2 separate regions of the Homo sapiens genome follow, and region 2 is linked to region 1. Evidence: chromatin contacts called from ENCODE Hi-C or POLR2A ChIA-PET data. All regions are on one chromosome and are shown on one strand. Each heading gives the region's core, a stretch centred on a gene start or an enhancer-like site at or near the end of the contact. The rest is flanking DNA. Distances are from core to core; before and after follow the strand shown. Region 1 overlaps CENPP (centromere protein P). Region 2 overlaps CENPP (centromere protein P).

Region 1 (4,351 bases), core at 1-2,500:
AAGAATACCTCTCTCTACTTTTTAAAACATTAACTACAATACAATTACCATACCAAAAAATAATTGACAATATTTCCTTACTATCATCAAACCCAGCAAATGTTCAACTTGCCAACTGTTCCACAATTTTTAAACTCGTTTGTCTGTTGAGTCAGTATCCACATAAGGCCCACACAGATGTCATAAGTTGATATATCTTTTAAGTCTTTGTTTTGTTTTGCTTTGTTTCCTAAGAGTCTCACTCTGGCACCTAGGCTGGAGTGCAGTGGCGCGATCTCGGCTCACTGCAACCTCCACCTCCACGGTTGAAGTGACTCTCGTGCCTCAGCCTCCTGAGTAGCTGGGACTACAGGTACGCGCTATCATGCCAGGCTGACTTTTGTGTTTTTTGTAGAGGTGGAGTCTTGTTATGTTGCTCAGGCTGGTCTTGAACTCCTGGGCTCAAGTGATCTGCCTGCCTCAGCCTCCCAAAGTGTGGGGATTACAGGTGTGAGCCACTGCACCTGGCCAATATACCTTTTAAGTCTTTTTTAACCTATACATTTCCCCTTCATCCCTTTTTTTCTTCCTTACATTTTATTTGATGGAGAAACCAAGTTGTTTGTCTCACAGGCATTTCCCACAGTCTAGATTTTGCTGACTGCGTACTTGTGGTGTACTTTAACATATTCCTCTGTCTGCATTTCCTATAAATTAGTAGTTGAATCCATACTGTCGACTTCTTATAAACTTTCTATTGATGTTTGATATATGTATAGAAAAGTACATAGATGATAAATATGTAGCTTGATTAATTTTAACACTGTAGTTACATACCATGTAAGTAACATCCAAAAGTATGACTAATAAAATACAAAAATTCATGCACTTGTTTTTTATTAACGTTTTCTTAAACATACAGATAGCTCACATTTATTTCAATGTTTAATATTAGAAGTGTTTTGGGTCTTCATTACGAAGTTCGGTGATGATTCTATAACCAGAAATATGCCACAGGAACTTAACACTTGTTTGATAACAATTAGCCTATGGTAAAATTGGTTTCATTATATGTCATTTCACTTAAAGTCGCAGTTTCAAAGAACCCATTGACGATGTTAAGTGAGGACTTACTGAACAATAGTCTCGGTTTTACCTTGGGGGATATGTTTCAAGACATCCCCTGTAGATGCCTGAAACCACAGCAAGTACAAAACCTGATTGTTGTCAGTCAAAACACATTTCTGTTCACGTCTTCCACTCACAGATTTAATGCCTTTTCCCTCTTAACTAAATACTTATAATGCATTAATTGTGGTCATAACTTTCGCAGTTTGAGGTGCAACAGGAAACTAAACTAGTTTCTTTTTCCTTCTTCACAATTTTACAGATAGGAGATTTGGTCTTACTACAGATGTTAGCACTCTTACCATACCATTCTTTTTCTTTCCTTATTAAGTTGAGAACTTTTACTAAGGGAAAAGTTTTCACTTAAGGGAAGCACTTTATAGATCAAGCTTGTCCAACCCACAGCCATGGCCCACTGTAGCCCAGGATGGCTTTGAATGTGGCCCAACACAAATTCGTAAGCTTTCTTAAAACATGATGAGTTTTCTTGTGATTTATTTATTTATTTATTTATTTATTTATTTATTTATTTTAACTCATCAGCTATCACTAGTGTTAGTGTGTTTTATGTGTGGCCCATGACAATTCTTTTTCTTCCAATGTGGCCCAGGGAAGCCAAAAGACTAGGCACCCCGTTATAGATTCTCTTTGACATAAGGTTTACTACAACGTAAGTGCTGGGATACCATGACAGGTGATCTGATAACCCTAAGTGACTAATGGGAGGTGAGTGTATATAGTGTGGATATGTTGCACACAGGGATGATTCATGTCCTGGACTAGACAGAGCTGGACAGCACAGGACTTCGTCAGGCTACTCAAAATAGCATGTAATTTGAAACATGAATTATTTCTTTCTGGAATTTTCCATTTAATATTTTTGGACCATGGTTGACCATGGGTAACTCAAATGGGGGAAAGCAAAACTGTGGATAAGGGGAGGCCACTGTAAATATTAACTTGAATAAACATAAGTAACAGAAATTCTGGTTCCTAGGTCTCTATATTCACCACTCTTATCCATACTTAGAATCATTTCACTACTTTGAAGATCAAAGAGTTCCTTTCACCCAAATGGTACTTGTAGTAATATTACATAATTCTACAGAAAATATAGAGGGGATCAGACCAATAAGACTCAAGAGCATTCCAAGAATTTTAACATGGGATTGAGAAAGAGGACTAGATATAAAGCGATATCCCATAAAATAATAGGAAGACAAAGAGAAGGTGGCATAGAAAGACAAAGGAGCCACACAAGTTTAGATGTGGAGCAGCCTCATTGAAACCTCTTCATTTTAAGATTATAAAACTGATTCTCCAGAGAGACAGGTGACTTAAGACCACCAACTCATGAAAAGCTGTGGCCAGGGCCTCCCATGCTGGTCAGCCACTGTGACTCTATAGCTAGTGGGGGCTGGGGAGGATTCTACAATCTCTGTTTATTTGGAAACACAGAATAGCTTATCACTTATTTCCCACATATTTTAAAAATATATATATTTTAAATTATTTTTTCCAAAAATAAGCCCATTAAATTTACTGAAAAAAATTACCTAATTTTCACCATGGGAGGGCAGTCTTATTCTAATAAGCTATGGAAGTCTGAAAATAAAGACAAGAAAGCCAGGTCTACTTTAAAATAGTCTTAAGCCACTATTATTATATTTTTAAAATTTAGCCAATAACTTCTAACTAGAAGCAAAAATAATAACACACGATCTAATAAAAATACTTGGGAAAACAAAAAGATGAAATACTTGAAAACGGACAAACAGAATTGTGCTTCATATGCAAAAAAATCTAAGTCACTTCCCCATACTGGAAAATCTTAATAAGAACAAAAGAACAGCACCAAGCATTTACTAAGGCCATACCACGTAGCAATAACAAATGAAGCAGTTTATTGATTGACCGATTGATTGACTGAGATGGAGTCTCGCTCTGTCACACAGGCTGGAGTGCAGTAATGCAACCTCAGCTTTGCAACCTCTGCCTCCCAGGTTCAGGAGATTCTCCTGCCTCAGCCTCCCAAGCAGCTGGGATTACAGGCACATGCCACCATGCCTGGTTAATTTTTGTATTTTTAGTAGTGACGGGGTTTCACCATGTTGGCCAGGCTGGCCTCGAACTCCTGACCTCAAGTGATCCACCTGCCTTGGCCTCCCAAAGTGCTGGGATTCCAGGCAAGAACCACCACACCCAGTCAAAAATGAAGCAGTTTAAATGCAATGTTTAAATACTAAGCACTCAATCATTATGAAATCTTAATAATGGTAGATGTAGACACACCAATCTCAAAAATTATATGAAAATGCAAAGGACTTACAACAGTGAAAACAATTTGGAAAAAGAACAACAAAGTTAGAGGATGTATACTCTCCAATGGCAGAACTTACTGTAAAACTACCCTAATAAGGAGGGCATGACACTGGTATAAGGCAGACACATAGAGCAATAGAACAGAACTGAGGATCAGAAACAAACCTGCACATTTATGGTTAACTAATTTTTGACAATGGAGAAATAACTGTCCTTTCAACAAATGGTGCTGAGACAATTGGATATTCACATGCAAAAAAGTGAACTTAGATCCTAACCTCACACCACACACAAAAATTAAATCAAAACAGATCATAGACCTAAATATAAGAGATAAAACTTATAAAACTTCTGGAAGAAACAGGAAAAAATATTTAAGACCTGAGGCAAAGAGTTCTTAGACTTGACACCAAAAGCATGAAAAATAAAAGATAAAAAATCATAAATTGGTCCCAGTGCAGTGGCTGACATCTGTAATCCCAGCACTATGGGTAGCTGAGGTGGGAGGATCACTTGAGCCTAGGAGTTCAAGACCAGCCTGGGCAACACAGGGAGACCTCATCTCTACAAACAATAAAAAAATTAGCCAGGTGTGGAGGCACATGCCTGTGGTCTCAGCTACTCGAGATGCTGAGGAGGGAGGATCACTGGAGGCTGAGGTGGGAGGATCACTGGAGGCTGAGGTGGGAGGATCACTTGAGCCTGGAAGGTTAAAGTTGCAGTAAGTTGTGATTGAGCCACTGCACTCCAGCCTGGGCAACAGAGTGAGACAGTGTCTCCAAAAAATAACTTATAAATTGGACTTTACAAAATTAATATTTATGTGCCAAAAGGCTATTAAGAAGATGAAAAGCCTAGGCACAATGGCTCATGCCTGTAATCCCAACACTTTGGGAAGCAGAGTGGATCGCTTAAGCCCAGG
Region 2 (6,020 bases), core at 1,983-4,482, 66 kb before region 1:
ATTCCAGGTTCTTATTATTCACAAGGCAATAAATTTACTACAAATCCAAAATATCTGAAGAATTACGCTAAATATTCCCTGCACTGCCATGTGTTTTGTGTTATGGATCGACAATTTTGTCGGTTCTTTGTAGCGACTAACCAGTGCCATGTTTGTTGATTGGATCTCCTTTATCACTCTGATGGTCAACAGACCCCACCCACAACTCTTGCTGCCTCCATACACCTTGCTATTTTCATTTATCATGTGTTGGAACCTAAAAACAAAACTAAGCACATGGGAATTATGCATGGAATATGAATAAATGGGCACTGCATATGCGGCTGAGATGCTGTCCTACAAAGAAAGCACATGCTCTTCATGGTATTAACTTTGACTTTGGCAATTTTCTGCCTGAGAGGGCTTGGGCTGGAACTTCTGTACTCATATGTCACTGAAGTCCTGCTAACTCCACACCCCACGGCATGTGGATGCAAGGCTCCCACCATGGCCTAGCTTTCTGACAGCCTTTAGTGAGCGTGCCCCATGTTCTGTGCACTCGACATTGCTGGAAATGGCCCCTCTTCTGCTTGTTTCGGGACTGTGCTAGACAGCTGAAGTTGTCATATTGTGACTCTGTATAGAAGAGGCTTTATCACATTTTACTTTTCATGAATTCTAGCTAATGCCTTTGATTGTACTGTGTACTTTTTTGAGACAAGGACTGCCTACCTTTTCTTTTTATCTTCCTAATAGTCTAGCATAGCTCTTGAGGTACAGTGCTCAACACTGTCTGTTTCCTTGCTTTGAAACATATTATGTTTTTATTTATTATGTTATTTATTAAACAAAGCCTTTAAAGGAATAAAACAATTCAATTATTTCCTGTAGCTCCCAAAAAACTTCACAGGAACAAAACACTTCTGGTATTGAGAAAAGAACAATAATAATGAGAATTGCCAAATCTGAGGATTAGTTATGGAAATACTCAATTTCCAGATGGATTTCAGGACACACAGAAAAACATTAATAAACACAAATTTTGATGCAGACTGCCAAATGGGAAAGACATTAGAAAATTCAGTTTCTAACTGCTGAAGACCAAAGGGTGTCAGCAATTTAGAACAACTGTACTAACAGGCTGTATATGAACTATAAGTCAGTCACACTTTTAGTTGGGTTATCAAAATGAGATGTTATAAAACATGCACTCCTGATTGTGAACGTGCTTTCACACACCCCTGGAACTGCCTTCCAGAGTACTCTTCTCCTCCCTCACTCACAAATGCTTCTAGATTCCCAGAGTGTTGACAGGAAGCCAGGGTGAACGGGCTGTCTGCCTGCCTTTCTTAGCCCACCTTTCTCCACAGTCCGAGCACCCGAGGAGCCTCGGCCCCATGCCGGCAGTGCTTCTGTCCTCCGGCTCAGATACCCCCGGCTGCACTCCCTGGGTGGGCTGAGTTCTAAGAGCTACTGCAGTACTGGCCCCTCGGGTGCTGGGCTCCCCCTGGCTGGGAGTCCTGATGCTGTGGATGGTCAGGCTGGCTGCCAGGAGTGCTGTGAGGGCACCCTGCTTCTGTGTGGAAGCAGGTGGCCCACTGCTCTCCCGTCATCTCTCTTGGGGTGGCTCCTCACTCATGACCTTTCAGATTATAGCTCCAGAGAGGGGGAAGGAGGGCACTCCAGGGAGAGAAAACAGCACAAAGATGCAAATAAATGAGACAATTTGGGATACTGTGGGAGCTGCAAGCAGGCACGGTGAAGGTGAAAGGCAAGCAAAGAGCAGCACAAGGGGCTGCACACACCTTGCTGAAGGGCAGGGAATTTACCTGCAGGAGGAGCAGAGTCCACCTGAGATGTGCACACGTGTTATGGAGAAAGGGAAGGACTTACAATTGAGAGAGAGGTGTGAAAGGTGGAGGGAGGGACAGCTGAGGAAAACCAGGCACGCTTTAAAAGCATTTTTGTTGTCACTAATGACTGAAACAACTAAATCAGGAGCCCTGGAGGCTGCTCTAGTGGATGACCATGTGATGCTGCCTGCCAGGAACATCGAGGCACCTGCCATGTCCACAGCCTGTCATGGTACCACCCACCATGGAAGACTTCCTGTTTCCTGTCCATGAATCCTTTCAACATCCACCTCAAGTCTCACCTACAAGAAACGTTCTCTAGCTCCATCCTATTTCCTGTTACCTCCTATTTCCTATATATACCAGAGAATAATTGCAAAAGAAAACACAGTGTCCTGAATTTGCACTGTTTCTCTCTTTTTCTCTCAGTCATGTAATGGCCACTAGTTCATTTCTGTTATCTATTTTTCAATGAAAAACTTCCACTGCATTTCAAAACTTCACCTATGTACTAGAGAAAGATGTCAGATTCTCAGTACCTTTAGTTTTGGAAATGAAAGAGAATATGAGGAAATATAACCACTTATCCCAATTTACTGGCTGGCCTGGCTACTTCCTGTTGCTCAGCACTTCCATTAATCCTGAGCACCACCACCAGGTTAACCTTTGTAAAATGTGGCCCTTGTCCTGCCATCCCCATCTTGCTGCCTAGAGAATGAGAGCCAGACGTTGTTGTCCAGGGTGCAAAGGCCCTCCCAGAATTAGCTGAGTGTGGTGGTGGGGGCCTGCAATGCCAGATACTCGGGAGGCTGAGGCAGGAGAATTGCTTGAACCCGGGAGGCGGAGGTTGCAGTGAGCCAAGACCACGCTATTGCACTCCAGCCTGGGTGACAGAGCAAGACTCTGTCTCTAAATAAAATAAAATAAAATTTAAAAAATGTAAAAAAAGGCCCTCCCAGTGTACTTCTCTCTGAGCACCAACCTTCACTCCACTGTGCACAGCCACTCCAGGGCTAGTCTCCTCTCTCCCTGAGCAAACCCACATGGTCTTTCACCTACATGTGCTCAGCTGGCTATTTCAGCTTGGAAGTTCCTCCTACTTCTATCTAAATCTTTCTGTCTGTAGGAGCCTGGCACTTTCATACCACTCACATCTACACTGCTTTTTCTTCTTTTAATCTTCCAGCATTTATTATTTCTATTCCTGATGCAACCGTCTTTGCTGTTGCCTAAGAGCAGAACGGAGTCCCACATGGCATTCGGTGCAATGCCCATGAAGGGGGTTGAATAGAAAACATCCCCTAATCTGGGAATTTTGGCCACACCCTGAGCCTCTGACTCAGATGCCTTTGGGTATTATCATTGCTGAGCTGTCCATTTTGCAGCACAGAACTTCCATTTGACCTGGATCATACCACTCCTGAGACTAGTAGAAACAAAGTAGAAAAAATTTGTTTGTATAAAGGCCTTTCTTGCTAGTTCAATCTGAATGCATGGAGAATTTTTGATCATCATTCTTTCAAAGCTTCCATTTGGCTGCACTCTGTGCCAACAAGTGAGTAACTATGATGGGAATTCACTGTTCTGGTTTACTTCTGACTCCCTTGTTCAGAGACTGAGGGTGAGCCAGGGAAAGTGTTCTTTTCTGTGTCCTAGAAAAAGAAATCATTCATTGCATTAAACTTCTACCCACCCCATTGCCTATTATGCTGCCACTTCATACATCTATGTCTTTGCAATGTTTCCAATGACTGTCCACAACTTTCTATTCCTTTCCTACCTGAATTCCAAATCCCTGTTCAGCCACCACAATTTCTATGGAAACTCCTCTGCCTCTCTTTCCTATCTCCCTCCCTCTCTTCTCTCTTGCTTCTGTTCCTTACACATATTGTTAGCACCTAGCATTTCAATGATTTTTTTCAGGTCTGCCTCACTACTGGACCATGCATTTAGTTCTGGTTGAATTGAGCATCTGGGATGTACAAAGTACTTAAGAAAAGGTTTTATAGGAGGATACAAAGGTTTAAAAAAAACTGTATTTGCCCTCCAAATAAACCGGCCATTTCACATGACATTTCAAAAGGCTACAAAAATTTGCATGGTTTTTCAATTATCCTAATATTCTAATACTTTTATTTTTTATAGACTTAAATCAGTTGGTCACCTTAGAATTGGAAGGAAACAATCTCAGTGAAGCCAATGTCAATCCTTTAGCTTTCAAACCTTTGAAGAGCCTAGCCTACTTGCGTCTGGGAAAAAATAAATTTAGAATTATACCGCAGGGTCTTCCTGGTTCTATTGAGGTAACAATATATTTTTTTAGTGTTTTAAATGTATTATATTTGAAATATGGTACACTACAACAAAATATATTTTAAGACTATTGTGATGTAAATTAAACTCTAGTTTCATGCTGTATACAGAATTTCCTGTAATTTAAGCATTGTTTTTTCTTCAAGCAATACAAAATTCTGAATCGAAATTATAATTACTAGTAGAGACACCTGATACAGTGAAAAATGGTACTTCTGATAGCTCTTGGGGGAAATGGGAGAAATGAATTGAGAATTTAAATGAAACCACAACTTCCATGAGGTACTCTGACTCTCAAGACAGTGTAAACTGCCCCAATCTAGAAATGTGACGCTTATCACAGAAGCTCAAACAGGTATTAACCGTAACAGAGTGTCCACTCACAAATTCCAGGCAAAACCACAGACACTCTGACCTAACAGTAACTTGCATGGATACAAGTGTTGTACAAAGAAGGCCTCTGACTGTTTCAGCAACTCTGTAGCTTACAAGTTTTCACCCAGTTCCTACCAAAACTGTCCTGTGACTAACTCCAGGCCCCAAACCCCAGCCTTGCTTCATTATCCTCTAGAGATGCCCCACAGGTCCCCAGATGTGTGGTCTCCTTGCTGCAGGATGTGCTCCTGGGGGTCTTTGGCTGATGAATGTCAACACCCCTCATTTCCTGCGTTAAAAACACTGAGGTGGACCGTGCAGTGGCTCACGCCAGTAATCCCAGCACTCTGGGAGGCTGAGGCAGGAAGATGGCTTGAGGCCAGGAGTTTGAGAGTAGCCTGGGCAACATAGTGAGACCTTGTCTCTAAAAGATATATTAAAAAAAAATAGCCAGTCATGGTGGTGCACACCTGTAGTCGTAGCTGCTCAGGAGGCTGAGGTGGAGGATCACTTGAGCCCAGGAGTTTGAGGCTGCAGTAAGCTAGGATCGTACCACTACACTCCAGCCTGGGCAACACAGAGAGACCCTGTCTCTACAAACCACACCCCACCCTGCCTGCCAAAAAGAACACTGAGGTCCAGAGAGTCTATACATACTGGCAGACCCCGTGGGAACCCAGGTTTCCTTACTAAGCTCCGTTTCTCCTAGACCACATGATCATCCAGCCAGAAGTCAGGATGGAGCATTCTCCGGCTGCAGCCCCAGCAAGCCAGAAAAGAGGGTCATCTATTGTGATCTTATGTGGCTGTCATGGCTACCACCCTTCCTCTTCTTCCTATTTCCAGATTAAGTGACAGAGTTATGTAACACTGACATTTATCAGTAGGCTGGCTTTCCATCAGAATCTCCTGGGTTCTTAAGAAATACAGACTCTTGGACCTACCCCAGATATGCTAAGTCAGATTCTTTGTGGGACAGGGCCAGAAATGAATAATTAAAAAATTAAAATTTAAATAGATAATGCATACACATGTTAAAACACATACATACACAATGAGGATAATACAAAAGAGCAATCTGCCCCACTGTGAGCCTGAGCTTCCCATACTGACTTCTCTCTCTCCAGAGGGATCCACTCCTACCAGTCTGGAAAGCACTGGGCATACAAGCGCACAAATGCGTGGCACATACTACAAATCCTTCTAAAGCCACTGCTGTACACCTGCCTCACTTAACCATGCAGCCTCAAGGCTGTCTCATGTCATTCTTTCCTACAGCTGCAGAGTTTTCAACATATGGACAGGTGTGCCAGGATTTATTTGACTAGTCTCTTACTGATCTAGCTCACCTCCTAAATACATATGCAGGTAAAAGCAAAAAGTTGAAAATTGTTTTACTAATTTCTAACAAATACCAAAATTAACAAAGAGGGAAATTCTCACAGGTGGAATAGAAGGTGACACTAAAGATATATGCCAGTTTTACCTCTGAATTCTAAC

Evidence for each region. A loop is a pair of places that touch in the nucleus more often than their neighbours do. ChIA-PET counts read pairs that join two places held with the same protein, here RNA polymerase II (POLR2A). Pooled maps may share reads with other maps.
Region 2: a loop to region 1 is called in a map of MCF 10A, with 13 times the contacts of the local background. The contact joins two enhancer-like sites. A Hi-C loop is called at or near these places in 1 of 168 maps with a recorded cell type or tissue (MCF 10A) and 1 of 50 pooled maps. POLR2A ChIA-PET finds 5 or more read pairs at or near these places in 5 of 52 experiments (BJ, CD4-positive, alpha-beta T cell, HEK293 and 2 more).

The regions. Positions count from the first base shown.
Region 1 is chr9:92,437,635-92,441,985 of GRCh38, reverse strand. All of the region lies in intron 5 of CENPP (centromere protein P), which reads right to left. Among named protein-coding and RNA genes, the nearest start is that of OMD, 15 kb to the right of the region's middle. Within about 2 kb of position 1,250, at least 2 of the 41 ENCODE cell types and tissues checked have a DNase peak (open chromatin) inside an H3K27ac peak, as active enhancers do.
Region 2 is chr9:92,503,648-92,509,667 of GRCh38, reverse strand. The region is part of intron 5 of CENPP (centromere protein P); the gene reads right to left. ECM2 (extracellular matrix protein 2) reads left to right here. Exons shown (of 10, transcript NM_001393.4): 7 at 3,978-4,135. Among named protein-coding and RNA genes, the nearest start is that of MIR4670, 21 kb to the left of the region's middle. Within about 2 kb of position 3,232, at least 10 of the 41 ENCODE cell types and tissues checked have a DNase peak (open chromatin) inside an H3K27ac peak, as active enhancers do.